Linked DNA regions of Mus musculus: regions 1 and 3 are each linked to region 2. The links are chromatin loops, found by intact Hi-C in ENCODE. Cell type or tissue: left cerebral cortex. All regions are shown on one strand.

Evidence for each region. Peaks named below come from ENCODE experiments on the same cell type or tissue, not always from the same donor. Only the 100,000 strongest peaks of a DNase experiment are listed, where the experiment ranks them.
Region 1: it touches region 2 in a loop (5-fold over the local background); 31 of 42 quality-filtered maps call a loop at or near these places.
Region 3: it touches region 2 in a loop (6-fold over the local background); 15 of 42 quality-filtered maps call a loop at or near these places.

The regions. Positions count from the first base shown.
Region 1 is chr10:61,609,771-61,612,270 of GRCm38, reverse strand. The region is part of intron 1 of Npffr1 (neuropeptide FF receptor 1); the gene reads right to left. Among named protein-coding and RNA genes, the nearest start is that of Npffr1, 16 kb to the right of the region's middle. In left cerebral cortex, a CTCF peak has its summit at 1,168 (motif pointing left); a DNase peak (open chromatin) is centred at 1,148.
Region 2 is chr10:61,661,488-61,663,987 of GRCm38, reverse strand. It overlaps Ppa1 (pyrophosphatase (inorganic) 1), which reads right to left. Exons shown (of 11, transcript NM_026438.4): 5 at 212-298. Among named protein-coding and RNA genes, the nearest start is that of Ppa1, 14 kb to the right of the region's middle. In left cerebral cortex, no CTCF peak of the experiment used is centred here; a DNase peak (open chromatin) is centred at 1,236.
Region 3 is chr10:61,343,112-61,345,611 of GRCm38, reverse strand. It overlaps Pald1 (phosphatase domain containing, paladin 1), which reads left to right. Exons shown (of 20, transcript NM_013753.2): 11 at 1,413-1,508; 12 at 1,856-1,984; 13 at 2,455-2,500. Among named protein-coding and RNA genes, the nearest start is that of Pald1, 39 kb to the left of the region's middle. In left cerebral cortex, a CTCF peak has its summit at 1,438 (motif pointing right); a DNase peak (open chromatin) is centred at 1,445.

The DNA of each region.
Region 1 (2,500 bases), 52 kb after region 2:
TCCTGAGCTATTGTGCTTCTCTCTCTCTGTGGTGTGTGTGTGTGTGTGTGGTGTGTATGTGTGTGTGTGTGTGTGTGTGTGTGTGGTGTGTGTGTGTGTGTGGTGTGTGTGTATACACTTAAAGGCCAGAAGAGGGCACCAGATTCCCTGGAACAAGAGTTATGGTGAGTTGCTGGCCATGGGTGCTAGGAACTCCATCCTCTTCAAGAACTGTGTCTTAGTTAAGGTTTCTATTGCTGTGAACAGGCACCATGACCAAGGCTACTCTAACAAAGGCAAACATTTAATTGGGGCTGGCTTACAGTTTCAGAGGTTCAGTCCATTATCATCATAGCAAGAAGCCTGGCAGCATGCAGACAGACACAGTGCTGCAGAAGAAGCTGAGAGTTCTAGATCTTGATCATAGGACAACCAGGAGTGACTGAGTGTTCTGCACTGGGTAGCACTTGAGCACTAGGAACCCTCAAAGCCCTCCTACACAGTGACACACTTCCTCCAACAAGGCCATGCCTCCTAATGGAACCACTTCCATCACCACAAAGAGCAAGTGCACTCGATGGCCGAGGCCTCTCTCCAGGCCACGTGCTTGTTCTAGTTGGCCACACGATGCCCTCACCATGTTAGAATGCAGGAAACAGGCCCTGAACAGAAGGGCCATGCTTTTGGACTTCTTATAAACTACTCAATCTTGGATATTTGTTATAGCAATAGAAAAATGAAGCAAGGGGCTGGCGAGATGGCTCAGCGGGTAAGAGCACTGACTGCTCTCCCAGAGGTCCTGAGTTCAAGTCCCAGCAACCACATGGTGGCTCACAACCACCCATAATGAGATCTGACGCCCTCTCCTGGTGTGTCTGAAGTCAGCTACAGTGTACTTATGTATAATAATAAATAAATCTTTGGTCCTGAGCGAGCAGGGCTGACTGGAGTGAGCAGAGGTCCTAAAATTCAATTCCCAACAACCACATGAAGGGTACAGCTACAGTGTACTCACATACATTAAATAAATAAGTTTTAAAGACAGAAAGAGAGAAAGAAAGAAAGAAAAGAAAAGAAAAGGAAAGGAAAGAAAAACAAAGCAAGACACTCTAGCCCATGCTTCTAGAACTCCCAAGCAACCATAGCAACCTATTCTTTCTCTTTGCACCCCCTGCTGGCAGGAATACCAATCTGGGTTTACCTGCCCTGCAGTATCTATGGAAGTGCCCTGTCCACATGTTTCTCATTAGCAGCAGGCTGAGTGTGTGTTTCCCTAGTCTTCTTTCGGAGGGAGCAGTCCAGTGTCCAATCATAACTCTTCTGGGAAGTCATTAGCGGTGGTGAGTCATGGTGTTGTCTTAAAAGTTCCCCTCATGTCTTCCTCTGGGGCTGGATGGGGCCCATTCTGGAGGATGAAGTGGCCCTGGGGAGTCTTTCTGTGGAGCCCAGCGCTCAGCCACTGGCTATGAGCGAGCGAGGCGCAGTGCACACACAGGAGGGCTGGAGACAGACACCTGGGGCAGCAGGCTACTGCACTAGCGGCATTAGGGGCTGCAGGAGCCAGTGGGGGCTGTAGGAGGGTGTGGCGGGATGAGGGGTCTACTGATAGAGAAGGAGCTGAGAGATGATGGTACTCCCCCACACACAGGCCTTTCAAGAGCTCCAACAGCATTCAAACACCTTTAATAGAATAATATATATATATATCCGGGCACGTACAAGAGAGATTATTTTGGCGAACACATGCAGAAGTATAAAGTTTAATGAACCATGAGAAATGGAATGGTAAAAAGGACTCCCACGGGAAGTCTGTCCACCTGCAGCATCCATTGACTTTCCTCCTCAGTTGCTCTGAAGCGAGTGTCAGCCGACATTCCTTTTCACTGAAAAATAGTTTTGCATCTTTTTTTTTTTAAATAGTCTTCTACTTTTTTTTTTTTTAACTCACAGTCCAGGAGCTAGAGATGGGGCTCAGCTGATAGGAGCTTGACTTAACATCCACAAAGCCACAGGCTCCAACCCCAGCACCATGCAAGCCAAGGGCTAGGGTACACCCATACCCCTAGAACTCCAGAGGCAGAAGGATGAGAGGTTTAAGGTCATTCTTGGTGACATACTGAGTTTGAGGCCAACCTGAACTACATGAGACCTTTCCGCCAAGCCAAACCAGGTCATCGAGATGGCTCAGCAGGTAAGATGCCTTCTACCAAGCCTGATGACCCGAGTTTGATCCCTGGGACCTACGTGGTAGGAGGAGAGACCCCACTCCCACACACAGACTGCCCTCTGATCTTCACTCATATCCTAATCACGTCTCCACACACATATACATCACACACACACACACACACACACACACACACACACAAGTGCACGTTTAAATAAAGAAAACCCACTCCCTCCCACCTCACTCACTGCCACTCCCCTGTCTCTTCCCCACCTCCCAAGCCCGGCAACTTGTCTATCCTGAGGATGACAGGGCTCCTCTGTGGGGTTTCCAGCAGGCTGGATGTTGCAGGCT
Region 2 (2,500 bases):
TTATTCTGCCGAGCTTGAGCTCTTGAATTTTAGAACAAGAGCCCACTTCTCACATCTGGAGAACCTGGCTGAGTCCTTCACAGATCGTCCCAAAGCCTTCAGGAGGCCTGACTATTCACCAGTGCTCACAGTTCATTCACATTAATTTTCAAAACAGAAACTGGTATGAGTCGTTAATTTTAATGTCACAGGGAAAATTCAACTTCATTACCTTGCTTCCGATTTCACAAACATCGATTGGGTCGTTGTCACCACAGCAGCCAGTGTGCTTGTCACTGTGTCCTGGGTCTTCCCATGTCTAAAACAAAGCGAGGGTTAGAGTGCAGCACTCTGACACACACACACACACACACACACATACACACACACACACGCTGCTGAACAAGTGCAACCCCCACGAGATCTGCTGAAAAAATACAAACCAGCTACCAGCTGCTTCTAAAACTTTTACAGGCTGGATGTGGGGGTGCACGCCTTAGAATCCTGCACAGCTGAGGCAGAGGCAGGCGGATTTCTGAGTTCAAGGCCAAACTGATCTACAGAATGAGTTCCATGATAGCCAGGACTACATAGAGAAACTGTCAAGGAAAAAAACAAACGAACAAACAAACTTTACAATTTCCATTTAAGAACTTTTAACTATAGAGAAGAATTATAATGAAATGTTGGAGCTTCGATTATGCATATAATGCTAAGCTAAATGTAAGCTTCAGAACAGAGAATGAAACTAGGTGTGTCAATATGTGCCTTTGATCCCAGGAGACAGACGCTGGCAGATCCCTATGAGTTCTAGGCTAGCCATGGCTACACAGTGCCGTCCTGACTCAAAAGCCCAAAACCCAAAACAAGAAAATGATCCTGCTTCGAACACTTAAGTCATATGATGGTGCGTGCCTGTAATCCCAGCACGTGGAAACCGAGGCAGGAGCTCAAGTTCCAGGCTACAGAGGTCTTACTAAGCCACACACAAAGACCCTGGTGTCTCAAACACTAAGGGCTAAGGGTGGGCAGGGTGGGGGTGTGATGTGGTGTGTGACTCAGTAGGAGAGCACTTGTCTAGCATGTGCAAGGCTCTGAGTCTGCTGAGCTGCTCTGGGTACTTACGCCATCTATGTCCTATCAGCTGGAGTCTCTTCATCACAGATTTCTGCCACCCAGAGAGCCCGGAATGGAAATGATAACCTCTGATGGTGAACGCAGCCTTGCTGGCTGGGAGCCAAGGCTGAAAAGCTTAAATTACTGCCTTTCTCTCTTTGCTAAATTGCAGGCCAGAGACTCGGCAGAGCATCTCACAAAGAACTGATCAAGTGTGCGGCCGGCTGTTGGGCTTAAATTGCAGCTGCTGTTAGGTTCCTTTATTCCTCAGCAGAACACACTTATGACTTGGATTTACTTCCCTCTTCAGCTAGAGGAAAAAGATCAAAGTGAACGGGATAAAGCAAGACTGCTTCCAATACCAGGAAGGCAGGAGTCCGCCCCGAGAAGAAGAGCTCAGCACTGTGTCCCCACAGGGACCACACATCAAAGCCAAATACCAAATCAACTCAAGTGCGGTAATTGGGACAGACAAATGACTCTGTGATTACCCAACAAACTAGATGAGTCTGACCTATATGCTAGTAACTTATGATTCACAATGATGCCACTTAATATCACCTAATGATGAATAGGGAACAAACCATTACCCACAGGAAAAACTAAATTGGATATGTGTTAAGTGTCGCATGATCAAATGTATGTCCTTTACTAATAACAGTTACAAGTCTCTTTTGTTCCTGATTTTTTAAGATAGGGTTTTTCTGTGCAGCCAGCCCCAGGCAATCTTTGAACTCAGACATCTGCTGTCCTCCGCCTCTGAGTGCTAGGGTTAACCCCGGCACCCCCACCAAAGCCTGATGACTCACCATCCAAAAACTAAGCAACGCCTTACTATGTGCTTGCGATAGACAGGAAAACAAGGTTCCAGCTGTGTAAGAAGAAAGCTCGCCGTGATCCTGACCCAAAGCTTCTGACCTCAGGAGAACCAAGCCTCCATGTACAAGGCAGTAAGAATGCACACGGGCAGAAAGACAGTAAGGGCTCTTTTCTTCCAAACAACTGTCCAGGTTGAGTGTGATTTGTGTCTCCGAGGAACAGAGGGAGACCACTGTGTCTGCACCACCATTTGGTGTGAGAGTCTTTGGTGACAAGAGTCTTGCTAAAGGTAAACTTTCGGCTCTCAGTATTGCTCCAGCCTCTGGAATGCTGAGTTCGGAGGTGTATGTGATATCTGGGTAGAAATCAAGCCTTTTGGTGTTAACTTCCATTTTAAAATTGTCTTTTTTTTTGCATGTGTTAGTGTGTGTGGGCATATGTCCCATTAAGGTCAGAGGACAACCTGTAGGTGTGAGCTCTCACCTTCTGCCATGGGACTTTAGGACTCAGGTCACCAAGTGTCTGGCAGGCACCTTTAATTCTGGCTGTGTTTTTCAGAGACAAGCTCTCACTATGTAGCTGTGGC
Region 3 (2,500 bases), 320 kb after region 2:
GTTGTGACCAGGTCACCCTGCATGGGCCTGGTGAGTCAGAGTTGGGGGCTCCCGACCCAGCTGCCTTGGTTACCATCCTGGTAGTGTCCCTTACAGGGATGAGGGCTTGGGCATCTGCTGTGTAGATGGCCTTCGTTGCCCTTTTTGTGAAGTGGGCCACTCGAAGATAAGTCGCAGTAGGGCTGTTGGGGGTCAAGTGAGGAAAGCGGTGTGGAACATTTAGAAGAGGGCTGAGTGTCACCTGCTGCTGTTACTGGACAGGCCCCAGTTGCTGACACATGAGCTGCTTCAGAGCCCCATACTGTAATTGCTTTTGTCTGGAGACACTTCAACCTCTCTTGCATCTGCAGCGGGATCATCAAGGCCCAGGGTTATCCTCTAGTCTAGACCAGCGGTTGGAGGCCATCAGAACAGGGCCCAGGGCTCATGCTCGATCTTTGTTTCTCTGGCATTGTCTTGTGGTTGGCTCACATGTTGTTGGCAAAGCTGTCACGTTGCCATGGTAATGCAGAGGGGTGTGACTGAGACTGTGTCACCCCCCCACCCCCCACCTAGCAGAGTCCCAGGGGTGGGGGTGGGGTCCAGCTTTTCCATAGGCCATCTAGGTTACTGATCTAGCTGAAGAACTGTAACACTTGAGGGTTCTGGGGGGGGTGGTGGCATGGGCTCTTTCTGACAGCCTACTTGTTGAAGAAGCGGGGCTGTGGTTGGGAGAGGGAATCCTATCATATGCTGTCTAGGGATAGTAATAGTCCCCTGGAATTTCCTCTGTGTGTGTGTGTGTGTGTGTGTGTGTGTGTATGTATATCTGTGTGTGCATGTATGTGTGTATATGTGTGTGTTCGTGTGTATGTGTGTATGTGTATGTGTGTGTGTATGTATGTTCGTTCCTGGATATTAAAGGGTGGCCTCTCTCAAGAAAGGGAAAGGAACCAGGTAGTATTGGCACACACCTTTAATCCCAGCACTCAGGAGGCAGAGGCAGGCAGATCTCTGAGTTCAAGGTCAGCCTGGTCTACAGAGTGAGTTCCAGGACAGCCAGGGCTATACAGAGAAACCCTGTTTGAACAAACAAAGTAAAGATTCAACACAAAGGAAATGAAACATGATGAGGGGATAGTTGTCCTGTTGTCGCCTCACCCCATCCCTGTCCTAGGGCTGGAAACTGCCCTAGAGAGGCTGCATCTGCACTAGAGCCGCCCATGCCCAGTGTCGTGTGGTCACTATAGAGTTCCATATTACACATGAGCCATGGCAAATGGGATAGACACAGGAAAGGACTTCCAGTCGGACAGAACTGTCTCGGAGCTAGGGAGCGTGCCTTCTGGGATTCTTCTACTCTTCTACACACATCTAGGGGGGCAGCCCCATGTTTAACACCCGGTTTCTCCCTTCCCTCTCCCTGTCCTCAGGAATGTGGTAGTCAGCAAGCTGTCCAGCAGAGGGCGCTGTGGAGCCTGGAGCTGTACTTCTATCTGCTCCTATTTAACTACTATCTGCATGAGCAGGTGGGGCTGAGGGAGCGCCTGCCCTCCTACCCCAGGCACAGGGACACCATGGGACGGGGAATGTAGGGAGATTGTGTGTGTGTTGCCCCTGAGAAGGGTTGGGAGGGCCAAGAACAGGTCCGTGTGAGTGTTTCTGCCCCCACCCCCATTTCCTCTCTCTGCTTCCAACCCAGACCTGGGCTCGCTATCTCCATCGGGGCAGAAAAATCCTGTTCCTTACTCTCTCCTACTCGTTCTCCCCGGGTCACAGTGATACCTTTCGGGCTCCCTTTCTGTGGCTAGGCAGGGAGGGCTCGGGGTGGGCCCACACTCCTCAATGCCCCGTCTCTCTTGGCCTCGGGCTGCAGTACCCCCTGGCCTTTGCCCTCAGTTTCAGTCGATGGCTGTGTACCCATCCTGAGCTGTACCGTCTGCTGGTGGAGCTGAATTCAGTGGGGCCCTTGGTCCCTGGGGACCTCATCGCCAAGGGCTCCCTGGTGAGTAGCTGAGTGTCTGTGGAGTGGGTTGGCTGGCCCTTGGCCCCATGGAGTTCTAGATTCCTGTAGAGCTAGGGAAGTCTTGCCCCGGGGGTGGGGCGGGGGTGGGGATGGCGAGGGAGGTGGGTTTCTCATGTGAGCAGAATGTGCCATGCCCTGGCTGCTGTCCCGCTTTTCCTCAGTCTCAGAGCCCAGAGCTTTGACACAGAGTCAGACTGGACTGTAGGACATCTGAGCTGGAGCCTCTCTGGGGGCTCTGCACCATCACATCCTTGCCAGGGCATCAATAAGGCTGCAGGTGTCTGGCCATGTATGCCCTCTACCCAGTAGGATGCCCTGTACCCAATAGGACACCATTTCTTCCCCACCCCAGCCCCACACTTCCCACTGAGACTGGGTGGGATATGGTCACCACCCCTGGATATGACAGGTGACTCTGGGCTTCAAATTTGGTGTCCTCTTCCCTACAGGAAGCAGATGATCTTGTGTCCCTGGATGCACTTAGCACCGTCAGAG